2 separate regions of the Homo sapiens genome follow, and region 1 is linked to region 2. A link is an interaction called in ENCODE POLR2A ChIA-PET data of the cell type or tissue named here. Cell type or tissue: endothelial cell of umbilical vein. All regions are shown on one strand. Region 1 overlaps CREB3L1 (cAMP responsive element binding protein 3 like 1). Region 2 overlaps ATG13 (autophagy related 13).

Region 1 (8,000 bases), 340 kb before region 2:
TCAGCCTCCCAAATTGCTGAGATTACAGGCATGAGCCACCACACCCAGCTCCCACGTCTATTTTTAAAGCAATTTGTCTGTGGGCCCTTTGCAGGGGGCAGCTTCCCGGAGGCCGGTGGCCAGGCCCTGTAATTTGGGAAGATTGTGGGTATTCCTGGAGCCCATGGGCAGCCTGTGGCCCAGAGCTGGGGCACTCAGGCTCCCAACAGGGTGCGGCCTGGCCTCCAAGGTGGTCAATCAGCCACTACTGCCTCTCCCCGACCACAGCAGGCCCCAAAGTCCAGAGTCCCCTCCAGCCCTGCCTTGAATGTTGGCTCCCCTCCCCTCTCCCCTGTCTTACCCGCTGCTTCAATGGCTACCAGGCAGTGTGGCCACCATGAACAGGGCTGACTTAGAGTGGAAGACTGTGGGCACCCATCAGGAAAAGGGGTGATGCCTGCCAGCCCTATTGCCCAGGTGAAACCAGGAGGCCCACTAGGTGGGCAGGAGGTGGGTTCTTCCCTCAGGAAATCTAAGCCTCACCTCTCACTGCTCCCCACCGCTCCCCACCGCCGCCTCCTCCACCCGCCTCATACCCCCAGTCACTGGGTCCTGTGGATGCTTCCTTCTAAATCTGTTCCCTCCTCTCCATCACAACTGCCACTGCCTTTGCTCAGGCCTCCCCTTCTCTCTCTCCTGGCCGATTTCAACACTTCCTGCAGTTCTCCCTGCCTCCATCTTGCCTGCAGCCAGTCTAGTCCCCACACGAGGGCAGAGTGATCTTTTATATATATATATATGTATATATACACACACATATATATGTGTGTGTGTATATATATGTATATATATACATATATATGTGTGTATATATGTGTGTATATATATGTGTGTGTGTGTATATATGTGTGTGTGTGTGTGTGTGTGTGTGTGTGTGTGTGTGTGTGTATATATATATATATTTTTTTTTAAGACGGAGTCTCGCTCTGTCGCCCAGGCTGGAGTGCAGTGGCGCAATCTCGGCTCACTGCAAGCTCCGCCTCCCGGGTTCATGCCATTCTCCTGCCTCAGCGTCCCGAGTAGCTGGGACTACAGGCGCCCGCCACCATGCCCAGCTAATTTTTTGTATTTTTAGTAGAGACGGGGTTTCACCATGTTAGCCAGGATAGTCTCGATCTCCTGACCTCATGATCCGCCCGTCTTAGCCTCCCAAAGTGTTGGGATTACAGACGTGAGCCACCGCGCCAGGCCATATTTTTTTAATTGATTTAATTTTAGAGATAGGGTCTCGCTCTGTCACCCAGCTGGAGTGCAGTGGTCTGATCATAGTTCACTGCAGCCTTGAACTCTTGGGCTCAAGCGATCCTCCTGCCTCAGCCTCCCAAAGCTGGGATTATAGGCGTGAGCTACCGCACCCAGCCATAATCTTTCTTAAAATTGCAAATTTGGGCCAGGTGCAATAGCTCATGCCTGTAATCCCAGCACTTCAGGAGGCCGAGGTGGGTGGATCACTTGAGTTCAGGAGTTCGAGACCAGCCTGGGCAACATCTCTACAAAAAAATACAAAAATTAGCTGGGCATGGTGGCATGCGCCTGTAGTCCCAGCTACTTAGGAGGCTGTGGCGGGAGAACCAATTGAGCCAGGAAGGTCAAGACTGCAGTGACTCATGATGGCACCACTGCACTCCAGCCTGGGCGAATGAGTGAGATCCTGTCTCAATAAAAAAAAAAAAAAAAATTGAGCACATACAAAACTCTTCAGCGGCTCCCCATTTGCTTTAGGATAAAGTCACATCTCTGAACTAACCCAGCCTCCAAGGCCAAGCCACCCCCACTGGCCTCTCTGACCCCATCTTCCACTCCCCTTTGCATTCCAACTATGCTAAACTGCTTGTGACTCTTGCTATATCCCCAGCATCTAGCACAGTAAATGTTTACTAAATAACAGTAGTTGTATTAACACTGGCTTGTATTTATTGAACACTTACTCTTTTTTTTTTTTCAAGACAGGGTCTCACTCTGTCTGTCTAGGCTGGAGTGCAGTAGCACAATCTTGGCTCACTGCAACCTCCTCCTCCCAAGCAATTCTCTCTCTTTTTTTTTTTTTTCAGACAGAGTCTCACTCTTGCCCAGGCTGGAGTGCAGTGGTGCGATCTCAGCCCACTGCAACCTCTGCCTCCCGGGTTCAAGTGATTCTCCTGCCTGCCTCAGCCTCCTGAGCAGCTGGGACTAACAGGCACGTGCCGCCACAACTGGCTAATTTTTGTATTTTTAGTAGAGACAGGCTTTCACCATGTTGTCCAGGCTGGTCTCAATCTCCTGGACTCAAGCGATCCACCTGCCTTGGCCTGTCAAAGAACTGGAGTACAGGCATGAGCCACTGCACCTGGCCGCTCAAGTGATTCTCCCACCTCAGCCTCCTGAGTAGCTGGGATTATAGACACACACCACCACACCTAGCTAATTTTGTGTGTGTGTATTTTTTGTAGAGATGGGATTTCGCCATGTTTCCCAGGCTGGTCACGAACTCCTGGGCTCAAGCGATCTGCCTGTCTTGACTTCCCAAAGTGCTGGGATTACAGGAGTGAGCCACGGCGCTCAGCCTGAACATTTACTTCTCACCAGTGTTAAGTATTAACACTCACAGTGTTAAGTGTCTTATGTACATTATACTACTTAAGCCTCAGAACTTCTGTATTAGGTACGTCCTGTTCCTTTCCCCATTTTGCAGATGAAGAAGCTCAGGCTCAGAGAGGTTAAGCAACTAGCCTAAGGTCACACACACAGCCAATCAAGAGGAGTGTGAATCTGGTGCCCAAGCTCATTCTGTAAGCTGCTGAATGAAGAGGATGTCCTCACCTCTTCTGGCCCCAGACAACTCCTCCTCACCTCACAACCACCCTCTTTCCTGCCTGCCCCCTGGTCTACCCTAACAGCTCTCTTCAGTTCAGCCTAGGGTAGCTCCCAGGGGGCAGGCAGGGGGCTGAGACCTCTGCCCTAGAGTCCCCTGAGCCTTTCCCCTTCCCCTAGATGCAGAGCATGGAGCATGGGCGCTGGGACACAAACTGTGCTCCATCATGGTGAAGCAGGAGCAGAGCCCGGAGCTGCCCGTGGACCCTCTGGCTGCCCCCTCGGCCATGGCTGCCGCGGCCGCCATGGCCACCACCCCGCTGCTGGGCCTCAGCCCCTTGTCCAGGCTGCCCATCCCCCACCAGGTGAGCCTGGGAACTGTTTGTAGCGGCTGAGGGAGGGAGGAGGGCTGGTGGGTCTGTGGGAAGAGGTGCCCAAAGCCCTGTGCCCTGGGGCTCTGTGAACAGGAAGACATGAGCCTCAGGGCTGAGGGTGGGAAGCCCCCGCCCAGCCCAGGCCTCCGCCTACCCCCCTGGCTGCCCCCTCACCATACCGCAACGGGCACAAGCCACAGCCCCCTTGGAGTAACTGAGGCTCTCGTCTGTGCAGAAAAAGACAGCTTGCAGGGCTCCAGGCAGGGGTGGCATCAGGAGCCCAGTCCAGGGTCTCAGAGGTGGAGACAGCCCAGGCCACTGACTTTTCTCAAAGCTTCAGTATTTTTAAAAAAGAAAAAAGACCAAAAAGGAAATTACAAAAAAAAGTGTGCTATATTCCAATTGTTTACATTTATGAGATTAATATTTTTAACCCACACTCTCAGGCTGAACTCCCTCCTCCACCAATGTGTAGATGACAGCATTCAGCTATAAACCCAAGACCCCTCTGGGAATGTGAACCCCAGACCCCTGGCTCCTAGCCGAGGTCCTGCCTGAGTCCCAACTCGGTGCCTCCTTTGTGTTCTGGGCATGTTGCACATCCTCCTTCTCTGTAAAAGGGGCTCATGAACCCCCTAAGGTGCTTCTAGCCCTGGGATTCCACAGGATGAGCAGCATCTTAAAATCCCTAGATGGGAGCGTGGCTGGCCCTGCCCCCTGCTGGCCACACGGCTCACTTGCTCTAACTGTACGTGGCTGAAGGCAAGAAAGGTCAGCCCCTCCCTGCCCCACCACAGACCCGTGGGATCAAGGGTCGGCGGCAAATATGCAGGATCTTTTGAGACCATCTCCAAGACTGGCTCTGAGACTCCTCAGGCCTTGCCAAAGCAGGAAGGGATGGAGTGACAGCAGCAGCAGCCAGGGAAGAGGAGACTTCAGAAAGGGAAACTGAGGCTCAAGGGGTTAAGTAATTTGCCCAAAATCATGCAGTTAGAAGCAACTGACATGCCTTCCAAATTCGGCCTGCCAGACCCTGAAGCCCACGCGAGTGAGGTCATAACCCCTAGTGGAAGGCACAGGAGCTGGCATTGTCAACAGTGAGCTCTCTGCACCGCAGTCCCCTCTCTGTCACTTGAGGGCTGAGCTGGGATGTAGACCAAGGAATCTCCAAGGTCCCTGCCAACTTGAACCTTCTGGGATTCTTACTCATCAGCCTACATTCTGGATTCTGCGTCCCACCCACAATATCATGATCTCTCTGGGGCTGCAGCCCAGGGCCTGCAATCCAGCCCCCAACAACGCCTTCCTCAGACAGAGCACCACTTACTTGCATGTTGGTAGTCATGTGTACAAAGCCATGCATGCTCTTGAAGTCCTTTCTGGAACAACAAGTCAGAATAGAAATAAAGAGAAATGCATGTTTGTTAAAAATGTCCATCTGATTCTATCAAGCCCTTACTTCAACCCATTAGGAGCTCTCATTGCCTCCAACTTCTTTGTCTAGATTCTACTTCTATTTATACCCCGGGACTCATTTCAGACTTTGACTTCTCAGGGAGCATCCTCGGAGCCCCCAGCCAATTAATGCCTCCTTCTGTACTACTGCTACCAGCCATTGAACAGCTACACTGTTCCAGACATTACCTCTTGTTTTATTCTCATGGCAACCCACATACCAAAGCCTGTGTGGCCTTCACAGTTGGTGTGGAAGGTGGCCCCACACTCAGAGGCTCACCTTCTCTGAGCTTAAGGTCTGAGCTACACTGCTTGGCCAGCAATCCTTTCTCTTAGGTGTGACTTGGCTTCTTTAAGCTCAAGAGCTTGCCTCTGTTCCCTTGCAGCTGTGCCCAGAACTCCAAGCCCAGCCACTTCCCCAACTGTGCAGGGCAGGCAACCAGCTTTAGGGAGGAGGTGGGTAGATGGCATGGTGGGGACAGACCCAGGGGCAGCTAATGGAGCTGGGCTTGTCTGTTCCTCAGGCCCCGGGAGAGATGACTCAGCTGCCAGTGATCAAAGCAGAGCCTCTGGAGGTGAACCAGTTCCTCAAAGTGACACCGGGTAGGTGTGTCCAGGGGAAGGGCTCTTTTCCCCTCCAGTCATAGGCAGATAGCATCCCCACTTCCTTGGTTCAGCCCATCCCTATCTCTTGACAACCTTCCCCCACCCAGAATATCCTCTCCACCCTGCCCTACCCACTGTCCCTCCATCCATGCCCACTCTTCGTCTAGTCCTCTTCGTTTTTGTTTTTTGTTTGTTTGTTTGTTTGTTTGTTTTTTGAGATGGAGTCTCACTCTGTCACCCAGGCTGGAGTACCATGGCACGATCTCAGCTCACTGCAACCTCCCCATCCCAGGTTCAAGCAATTCTCCTGTCTCAGCCTCCTAAGTACCTGGGATTACAGGTGCCCACCACCACGCCTGGCTAATTTTTGTATTTTTTAGTAGAGACGGGGTTTGGCCATATTGGTCAGGCTGGTCTTGAACTCCTGACTCAGGGGATCCACCTGTCTCAGCCTCCCAAAGTGCTGTGATTACAGGGGTGAGCCACTGCACCCAGCCTTCGTCCAGTCCTCTTCTTGCCCAATCTACTGCTGCCATCGCTCCTGCTTGCCCAGCCTGACCCTATGAGAGAGAGGCCCCAGTCACCTTCTGGGGTTGCTGAGCTAGAGCTTAGTGATCTTCTGGAGTTGCTGAGCTTAAGGCCCTGAACCCTGTGAAGTCAGAGGTCACAGAGGACCTCCCACGAATTCAGCTCCTATGATGTCTATGCCAAGGGCGAGCTTGTAAAGGAGCTGGGCCTCTGTGGTGTCAGATGAGGCAGCACCCAGGAATTGGCTACCCAGATGTCAACTGTCTTTCTGACCCTGCAGAGGGGCTTCTGATGTCATAGCTGAGACCAAGCGCCTGGCAGTCCGTGTCCCACAATGTCAGGGCTGGTGCAAGCTCATGCTCAGCTGAACTCATGATGTCCAAGTGGAGCTGATGTGCAACGTTGCTAACTCGGTTTCCCCTGCTCTCCCCAGAGGACCTGGTGCAGATGCCTCCGACGCCCCCCAGCAGCCATGGCAGTGACAGCGACGGCTCCCAGAGTCCCCGCTCTCTGCCCCCCTCCAGCCCTGTCAGGCCCATGGCGCGCTCCTCCACGGCCATCTCCACCTCCCCACTCCTCACTGCCCCTCACGTAAGGAGCTGGGGGTGGGCTGATCCCAGAAATGAGGAATTGAATACATCCACCTGAGCACACTGGCCAGTCAGGAGGGTTTGGGGAGCCCCGAGACTGATCCCCACCCTCATCAGAATTCAGAGGGATGCTTACCTGGCAGATGGGAGTTCTAATCCTTTTATTTTTGAGTCTTGCTCTGTTGCCCAGGCTGGAGTGCAGTGGCTCAATCTCGGCTCACTGAAACATCTGCCTCCCAGGTTCAAGCAATTCTCCTGTCTCAGCCTCCCAAGTAGCTGGAATTACAGGCACTTGCCACCGTGTCTGGCTTTTTTTTGTTTGTTTTTTTTTTTTGAGATGGAGTCTCGCTCTGTCGCCTGGAGTGCAGTGGCACGATCTCGGCTCACTGCAACCTCCACCTCCAGGGTTCAAGTGATTCTCCTGCCTCAGCCTCCCGAGTAGCTGGTATTACAGGTGCACACCACCACCCAGCTAATTTATGTACTTTTAGTAGAGACAGCATTTCACCATGTTGGCCAAGCTGGTCTCAATCTCTTGACCTCTTGATCTGCCCACTTCAGCCTCCCAAAGGGCTGGGATTACAGGCGTGAGCCACCGCATCTGGTCAGGAATTCAAATCCTTTCGCCCTGCCTCATGGTGAACAGGAGACTATTGCAGAGCCAGGACTAGAACTTGACATTCCTGACCTCCAGGGGATGACCCAGGCTGCCTCCAAGGAGCGCTGTGTGAGGGGAAGTGCCCAGATGGTCCAGAATCCCCAGGAAACATGGAGCTAGGCCCTGAGCCCTGGGATGGGTGTGGAGTCTCCCAAGCCAAGATTGTAGGGAGGGGTCTGAGGGAGATGCTGTTTGGGGCACCCTGGACAAGTAAGCTTTGAGGGTGCAGTCTCAGGGATGGGATCCAGGAAGCCCTCCCGAACAATGCACTAAGAGCCTAACACCTGAGCTCTCAGCATGGCCCTGGCACCTGACACATGTTACTGAATTTCACCCAGATCCACTCCCTTTCCAGATGAGGAAACTGAGGCATAGAGCATTGTGTGCCTTGCCCAGGTCATATAGATAGCACATGGCAGAGCTTGAATTTGAACCCAGGGCTGCCTGGCTCCTAACTACCACATCATACTTCCTACAGAAATTACAGGGGACATCAGGGCCACTGCTCCTGACAGAGGAGGAGAAGCGGACCCTGATTGCTGAGGGCTACCCCATCCCCACAAAACTCCCCCTCACCAAAGCCGAGGAGAAGGCCTTGAAGAGAGTCCGGAGGAAAATCAAGAACAAGGTAAAGCCTGCCACCCTGGGGCTTCAGAGGGCTTCCTTGGTGGGTGGGCTCCCCTGGCATACCAGCTCTGAAATTGGGGGGCCCAGGAAGTGAATATGTGGCAGTGCTAACCCTTGTTTTCGGGCCTCCCCCTCTAGATCTCAGCCCAGGAGAGCCGTCGTAAGAAGAAGGAGTATGTGGAGTGTCTAGAAAAGAAGTAAGGGGCTTGGGAGGGGTGGGCAATCCACTCCCTTGCCTGACCTGCCCTCCCCTAGGCCCTCCCTCAGGGGGCAGCAGAGGCAGGGGGCACAGGGAGTGTGATGGTGGTGGGCTGGGCCGAGGAGCTGTTGTGA
Region 2 (8,000 bases):
TGTTAAGTCAGGCTGATCTCGAATTCCTGACCTTGTGATCCGCCCGCATTGGCCTCCCAAAGTGCTGGGATTACAAGGGTGAGCCACTGCACCCACCCTGTTTTTTGTTTTTTGTTTTTGTTTTTGTTTTTGAGACAGAGTTTCACTCTTGTTGCCCAGGCTGGAGTACAGTGGCACGATCTTGACTCACTCCAGCCTCCGCTTCCTGGATTCAAGCGATTCTGCTGCTTTAGCCTCCCAAGTGGCTTGGATTACAGGAGCCTACCACCATGCCCAGCTAGTTTCTTTATTTTTAGTAGAGACAGGGTTTTGCTATTTTGGCCAGACTGGTGTTGAACTCCTGACCTCAGGTAATCCGCCCACTTTCGGCCTCCTAAAGTGCTGGGATTACAGGCGTGAGCTACTGCGCCTGGCCTGTTTTGTTTTTTGAGACAGGGTCTTGCTCAGTTACCCAGGCTGGAGTGCAGTGGCACAATCATGGCTCATTGCAGCCTCGACCTCCTAGGCTCAAACAGTCCTCCCACCTCAGCCTCCTGAGTAGCTGAGACTATAGGCATGCACCACCATGCCCAGCTAGTTTTTGTATTTTTTGTAGAGATGGGGTTTCACCATGTTGCCCAGGCTGGTCTCAAACTCCTGAGCTCAAGCGATCTGCCTGCCTCAGTCTCTCAGAGTGCTGGGATTACAGGGGTCGTGGTTTTTGAACTTATTATTCCAACCACTTGGTATAGGGTCTTTACCCTCTTGTTCACATGACATACTTCTGCTCATCCTTCAAGACTCGCGTGCTCTAGAAACTTTCCCCCTTTTAATGGGAGATATAACTGCAGTCTTAACTTAGACTTCATATGCTGCTTTGTTTATATTTGTTTCTAGAGTGTGACTTGCTGGGTGGTGGTGGTGGTTGCTTTTTGGGTTTTTGTTTTTTTTGTTTTTTTTTTTTGTTTTTTTTTTTTGAGACAGAGTCGCGTAGGTTGGAGCGCAGTGGCATGATCTCAGCTCACTGCAACCTCCGCCTCCCAGGTTCAAGCGATTCTCGTGCCTCAGCCTCCCGAGTAGCTGGGATTACAGGTGCGTGCCACCATGCCTGGCTATTTTTTGTATTTTTTGTAGAGACGAGGTTTCACCATGTTGGCCAGGCTGGTCTCGAACTCCTGACTTCAGGTGATCCACCTGCGTGGGCCTCCCAAAGTGCTAAGATTACAGACCTGAGCCACCATGCCCAGCCTGCTATTGTTCTGAGACTGGGTCTCACTCTGTCACCCAGGCTGGAGTGCAGTGGCGCAGTCATGGCTCACTGCAGCCTCAAATTCCTAGGTTCAGGGGATCCTCCCACCTCAGCCTTTCCAAGTAGCTGGGAGTATATGCTGCACCACCACACATGGCTAATGTTTAAAAAAAAAAAAAAATTTTGTAGAGACAGGGTCTCCCTGTACTGCCCAGGCTGGAGTGCAGTTCTGCTTATAGCTCACTGCAGCTTCAAACTCCTGGCCTCAACTGATCCTCCTGCCTCACACTCCAAAAGTGCCGGGATTATAGGAGTGAGCCACTTTGCCCAGCCTGTATTGTGAGTTTTAAAAAATGTTTTTGCTTGCCTTATTTCACATTAGGATTGATGCAGATACTGTTTCAATGTATTTTCACTGATAGATTATAAGGCTGTATGGTATAATGAAAGGTAAATAGAATTTGGAGCTACACAGAGCCAAGTTCAATCCCAGCTGAGTGACTTTAGCCAAATTACTTAACCCCACCCCCCCCAGCACTTTTTTTTCCTGCTCTGTTGCCCAGGCTGGAGTGCAGTGGCACGATCTTGGCTCACTGCAACCTTCCCCTCCTGGGTTCAAGCGATTCTCTTGTCTCAGCTTCCTGAGTAGCTGGGACTACAGGCACCCGCTACCACGCCCAGCTAATTTTTGTATTTTTAGTACAACTCCCAAAGTGCTGGGATTACAGGCGTGAGCCACCATGCCTGGCCCAGCAATTGTAATTCTGAAAATTTTCCCAAAGAAATTAATTGAGTTTGTGGGAGAAGTTTTAGTCTCAAGGTTGTTTATCACAATTTTTGCAGTAATGAAAATTAGAAACAACCTTTATGTTCACACTAAGATGAAGATACCCCCAAAAAAGAATAAAGAAACAACCTTGGCCGGGCGCAGTGGCTTACGCCTGTAATCCCAGCACTTTGGGAGGCCAAGGCAGGCAGATCACCAGGTCAGGAGATCCAGATCATCCTGGCTAACATGTGAAACCCCGTCTCTACTAAAAATACAAAAAATTAGCTGGCTGTGATGGCAGGCGCCTGTAGTCCCAGCTATTTAGGAGGCTGAGACAGGAGAATGGCGTGAACCCGGGAGGCGGAGCTTGCAGTGAGCCCAGATTGCACCACTGCACTCCAGCCTGGGCGACAGAGTGAGACTCTGTCTTTAAAAAAAAAAAAAAAAAAAAAAGAGAGAGAGAGAAACAACCTTTATGTCCAAGAATTGGAGGACTGGTTGGATAAAATGATAGTCATATGGTGGGATACTGTGGAACCATTTTAAATGATTTAGAATTTTTAATTATAAGGAAAATTCCATGACGTATTTATTAAGAAAAAACAAGTCATCAAAATAGCATATAGACTGTGATTGCCCTTTTATTTAGAGAAGAGGCTTGTTCGATTATAAGTTGATATCTATTCTTTTTTTTTTGCTTATCTATACCTTTTAATATTTTTATAGTGACTGTAATGCTTTGAAATTAAAAATTTTTTAAACAAATATTTTAAATTTGTCCTTTCTACAGGGAGATTCCATGGAGCTGGAAATATGGTGTCTTGAAATGAATGAAAAGTAAGTGCTGCGTCTTAGGGTCCTTGGTTGTGGTTGCTGAGGATAAAGTAGATGACATCATGTGAAAAGCAGGGCTTTGTTTTCAGAGTCAGGGAGGGCATTCTGACCACTTAACAAAGCCAATAGGTCTTTGCTACAATTTGCTTCATCCTTGGCTTCCAGCCTGGACACAGAGATGACCTTCAGAGGGAACATCAGTCCAGAGAGACTCAGATACTACAGGGAAAGGAGCAGCAGAAAAAGCTGAAAAGGCTTTGTTGTTTTCCCAGAGTACAGCTAGTTCTCTGATTAAATCCCTTGCGAGCTCTTGTAATATGACTACTCTGTTTTGTCTGTTTTCTGTGTGGCAGCCATCCAATAAGATTTCCCCTCCCTGCTCCTTTTTACAGACTGTATGGGTCATGGATTGGAAATGCATGTTATTTCCTTTCCCCATTTTCTTCTTTCAAGGCAGATTAGCTTATCTCTTGCCTGAAGCTTCAGTTTTCAACAAGAGTATATAGGAAAATTGAGGAAACATCAACACATCAAAAGAAAAATCTTAGTGATAAGTATATGTGGTGGACATTAATTTTCTTTATTGAATAAATGCAATTGCCAGGTTATGACCCAAAATTTTAGAGCCAAGCTGACTTTTCTGCAGACTTCTGTTAGATTATCGAGATAGACAGCTCATAGGATAGTACATGTTTGCACCTTCAGTGTATATAATTGCAGTATTTATTTATTTATATGTTTTCAGATGTGCTGCTTTATTTCTAAAAAAAAAATAACCACTTTGAAGCTAGAAAAAATATATTGGGTGCCTTTTGGTGCTCATTTGCCTGTGTCTAGTACATGAGAAAGTAAAACATTGGCTTACCTCAGTAATCTGTTGATAAAGGTGTAATTAGAGTTCTCTGGTTAGTCAGAACATGTCTTAATAATAAATTTGGTCTTGTGTAGCTCCAGCGCTAAATAGAAGAATGCTGACCATATCTTTGTGCCTGGCAGGTGTGATAAAGAAATCAAAGTTTCCTACACGGTGTACAACAGACTGTCATTGCTGCTGAAGTCCCTTCTTGCTATAACTAGGGTGACACCAGCCTATAGGCTCTCCAGGAAACAAGGGCATGAATATGTCATATTATACAGGTAAACAGCATAGATGGTCATCTTGATTCACTCATCAACCCCCTCACTTTGTACATTGTCTGGCATTTAGATGTTCTGTGATGATGTTTTGGACAGTTGGTTGGTTTGTTGGATTATTGATGCTGTCGCTTTCATGTGATCACTATCCAGCCTGCCTTATGAACCTCACCCTTCCAAAGCCACCAGGTTTATTATCCTTTTCTATATGCACAATCGTGATTCCTGTGGAATGGATGTTGAGGTCCTAGTGATAAACATCTTAGAGCTAGGGAAGGAAGTCAAGAGTTTTATTTATTTATTTATTTAGAGACGGAGTCTCGCTCCATCGCCCAGGTTAGAGTGCAATGGCGCGATCTTGGCCCATTGCAGCCTCTGCCTCCCGGGTTCAAGTGATTCTCCTGCCTTAGCCTCCCGAGTAGATGGGACTACAGGCACCCGCCACCATGCTCAGCTAATTTTTGTATTTTTAGTAGAGACAGGGTTTCACCATATTGGCCAGGCTGGTCTCGAGCTCCTGACCTTGTGATCTGCCTGCCTCAGCCTCCCAAAGTGCTGGGATTATAGGTGTGAGCCACGGCACCCGGCCTGGAAGTCAAGACTTTGAAAAACAGTCTATACTGGGAAGATTCCACAGTTTTCTGTATTCCAGGGTTAAATTAAAACTTTGTCTAACAAACTGTTAACTCAGTTTAAGTTTTTAATTAGTTGTCTGTGGATATAAAGAATGGGTCAACAGAGTATTTTCCTTGGAGCATTTCACCTCAGCACATTTATTGAGCACCTTTTTAGTGCAAGCATTGTGCCAGGAGAACTTAAGAACTATACAGAGGCCCAGCATTAGAGGTGGTTTAATGTAGTGAGGAAAACAATTTGATACATGTATAATTACTTTTAAAAAGCAGGATTTGAAAACTGCAAACCAGAATCAGGAAAAAAAGGTACTGAGAGAATATAGAAAGATAAAATTTGTTCTGGTTGGTAAACAGTGCAGTTCTTATGAAGGAAGTAGCATTCAAGCTAGCCTATTAGGGAAAGAGAATTTGAGCTGGTAAAAGTGAGGGAGAATAATTATTCCAGATGGAGAGTTCAGCAGCTAGCAAGGCACAGAAGTGGAGGGCAGGGTCAGAGCTCTGCTCAGATTGTCAGATGAACCAGAGTGGTGGAGTAGAGGGTATGTAGCAAAGTGTGAGAGAAGAGCTTGGAATGCTGGGGTCCCAAATCTACCAAAGATGCCTTTCTTTTGTATTTAGTGATAAGCCATTGGTTTAAGCCTTTGCCTTACATGTATAGAGCTGATTTTTAGACGAATAGTATAGCAAGATAGAGGGACCAAAGGAGGAGAGACTTATCTAGTTCTGTTGAAATAATCCGGTACCTGAGAATAGTTGTCATTTCCTTTAACTTTCTTAGCAATATCCTAGCAAGCCTAACCATGTCTATTTTTCTAGGTCTTTAATAAATTTTTGCCGTCTTCTCCGTAGTCTTCTGGTTTCAAGTTGTTTTATTTGAAAATTGCTAGACTTCTATTGAGATATATTAGAAAGATACCCTACTAAAATCATCGGCTTAGTTACCTAGGACTGCTAGTCCTTTTCATACCAGTGTTTAAAGTGTTCCTTTATTAGGTATCTCTGGAGTAATCATTACTGCTCACAGGGGCCGGACGCACGGCTGTAATCCCAGCACTTTGAGAGGCTGAGGTGGGTGGTCACTTGAGGTTAGGAGTTCGAGACAAGCCTGACAACATAGCGAAACACTGTCTCTACTAAAAATACAAAAAATTAGCTGGGCAGGGTGGCACGCTCCTGTAATCCCAGCTACTCGGGAGGCTGAGGCATGAGAATCACTTGAACCCAGGAGGCGGAGGTTGCAGGGAACCAAGATCACACCACTGCACTCCAGCCTGGGTGACAGGGCTATACTGTATCTCAAAAAAACCCAAACAAACTAGTGCTGCTCACAGGATGTTGATCATTTAGGAGTGCTTTTGGATACAAATAACTGTAGCTTAGATCTAGAGATGTGGGTGATCTCAGAGGTAGACTTGGCTTTTCCACCTGCTTTTTATACTGTTGTTAGAAGGTTAACAGCGTGATACCATTAAAGAATAGTCTTGACCAGGTGTAGTGACTCACGCCTATAATCCCAGCACTTTGGGAGGCCGAGGCAGGAGGATCACCTGAGGTCAGGAGTTCGAGACCAGCCTGGGCAACATAGTGATACCTTGTCTCTACTAAAAATGTAAAAAATTAGCCAGGTGTGGTGGTTCACATCTGTAGTCCCAGCTACTCAGGAGGCTGAGGGAGGATTGCTTGGGTCCAGAAGGTCAAGGCTTCAGTGAGCCATGATCACACCACTGCACTCCAGCCTGGGTGACAGAGCAAGACTCTGTCTCAAAAAAATACACATTGCCAAGAAAAAGTTTAGCAAATTTTAAGCACTGTATCAGTATTTACATGAATAGTGAACTGCCTGAGTCTCAGCTTCTTGTTAAAGGCCTTAAAGGGTATTTACTTAGCAAGATCTCTTTTACCAACACTTTATTAACATTGTTCCTATATTACTTTATGGCAGGAGTCACTAAACTATGGTCAGCCGACCATCTGCTTGTTTTTATAAAAAAAGTTTTTTTAGGACACAGCCATCCCCTTTGTTTACATATTGTCTATGGCTACTTTTGCAATACAACAGAAAGCTGAGTATTTGTTATAGCCTATACGGCCCACAATCTTAAAATAGTTACCATTTGGTCCTTTACAGAAAGGTTTGCTGATCCCTGCTTTTTTAGTATCTTTTGTCTGTCGTATCTGTAGTACTTTTGTGCTTTGTATTTCAGATATTTACATACATTTCATTTCTTTTCTTTTTTTTTTTTTTTTTGAGGTGGAGTCTTGCTCACCTAGGCTGTGCAGTGGCACGATTTTGGCTCACTGCAACCTCCACCTCCTTGGTTCAAGTGATTGTCGTGCCTCAGCCTTCCAAGTAGCTGGGATTAATAGGCATGCACCACCACGCCTGGCTAATTTTTGTATTTTAATTAGAGATGGGGTTTCACCATGCTGGCCAGGCTGGTCTTGAACTCCTGACCTCAATTGATCCGCCCACCTCGGCCTCCCAGAGTGCTGGGATTACAGGCGTGAGCCACCATGTCCAGCTACATTTCTTTTCTTTCATACAAAACTGTAGTCTGTAAGACCTAGGATTCAGATTTATCCTTATTTCATTCCTAACATCTAACCATGAAGCTTCTTTTTTTTTTTTTTGTTTTTTGAGACGGAGTCTCGCTGTGTTGCCCAGGCTGGAGTACAATGGCACAATCTCGGCTCACTGCAAGCTCCGCCTCCCAGGTTCACGCCATTCTCCTGCCTCAGCCTCCCGAGTAGCTGGGACTACAGGCACCCGCCACCACGCCCGGCTAATTTTTTGTATTTTTAGTAGAGACGGGGTTTCACCATGTTAGCCAGGATGGTCTCGATCTCCTGACCTCATGATCCACCCGCCTCAGACTCCCAAAGTGCTGGGATTACAGGCGTGAGCCACCGCGCCTGGCGAAGCTTCTTCATACATTGTTGGAGCTTAGTATTTATTGAATAAACCCATGTGTATATTTAATTTTAACAATATTACTTGAAAAATATGAAAATAGATTTTAGGTATTTTGAATTCAAACTTTTTGCTAATATAGACTGGCCTGTCCAGGGAGAATCATAGGAAGGTTCCACTGTGTTTATGTTTTTATTTTTTTTTTTCAGAATAGTCTTACCTAGTTCATTATTCCACGGTGGAAAAGATTTCCTGCTTTGTTAAGCCATCTACTTAGAGATTTCTTCATGGCCAGGCACAGTTGGCTCACACCTGTAATCCCAGCACTTTGGGAGGCTGAGGTGGGAGGATTGCTTGAGCCCCGGAGTTTCAGACCAGCCTGGGTCACATGGCAAGACCTCATCACTACTATTTTTAAAATTTTATATATATATATATATATATATATATGTAAAAGAGAGCTTCCCACAACTAAAGACCACTTATCAA

Evidence for each region. ChIA-PET counts read pairs that join two places held together with the same protein. Peaks named below come from ENCODE experiments on the same cell type or tissue, not always from the same donor. Only the 100,000 strongest peaks of a DNase experiment are listed, where the experiment ranks them.
Region 1: POLR2A ChIA-PET joins it to region 2 with 7 read pairs; 1 of 35 experiments calls an interaction of 5 or more read pairs at or near these places.

The regions. Positions count from the first base shown.
Region 1 is chr11:46,304,807-46,312,806 of GRCh38, forward strand. CREB3L1 (cAMP responsive element binding protein 3 like 1) reads left to right here. Exons shown (of 12, transcript NM_052854.4): 3 at 3,010-3,194; 4 at 5,183-5,261; 5 at 6,226-6,383; 6 at 7,519-7,668; 7 at 7,806-7,864. Among named protein-coding and RNA genes, the nearest start is that of CREB3L1, 31 kb to the left of the region's middle. RefSeq lists an enhancer at 1,706-2,401. In endothelial cell of umbilical vein, a CTCF peak has its summit at 3,934 (motif pointing left); a DNase peak (open chromatin) is centred at 3,915.
Region 2 is chr11:46,646,350-46,654,349 of GRCh38, forward strand. It overlaps ATG13 (autophagy related 13), which reads left to right. Exons shown (of 19, transcript NM_001346311.2): 6 at 2,788-2,834; 7 at 3,828-3,968. Among named protein-coding and RNA genes, the nearest start is that of ATG13, 33 kb to the left of the region's middle. In endothelial cell of umbilical vein, no CTCF peak of the experiment used is centred here; a DNase peak (open chromatin) is centred at 3,182; H3K27ac peaks cover 2,768 bases.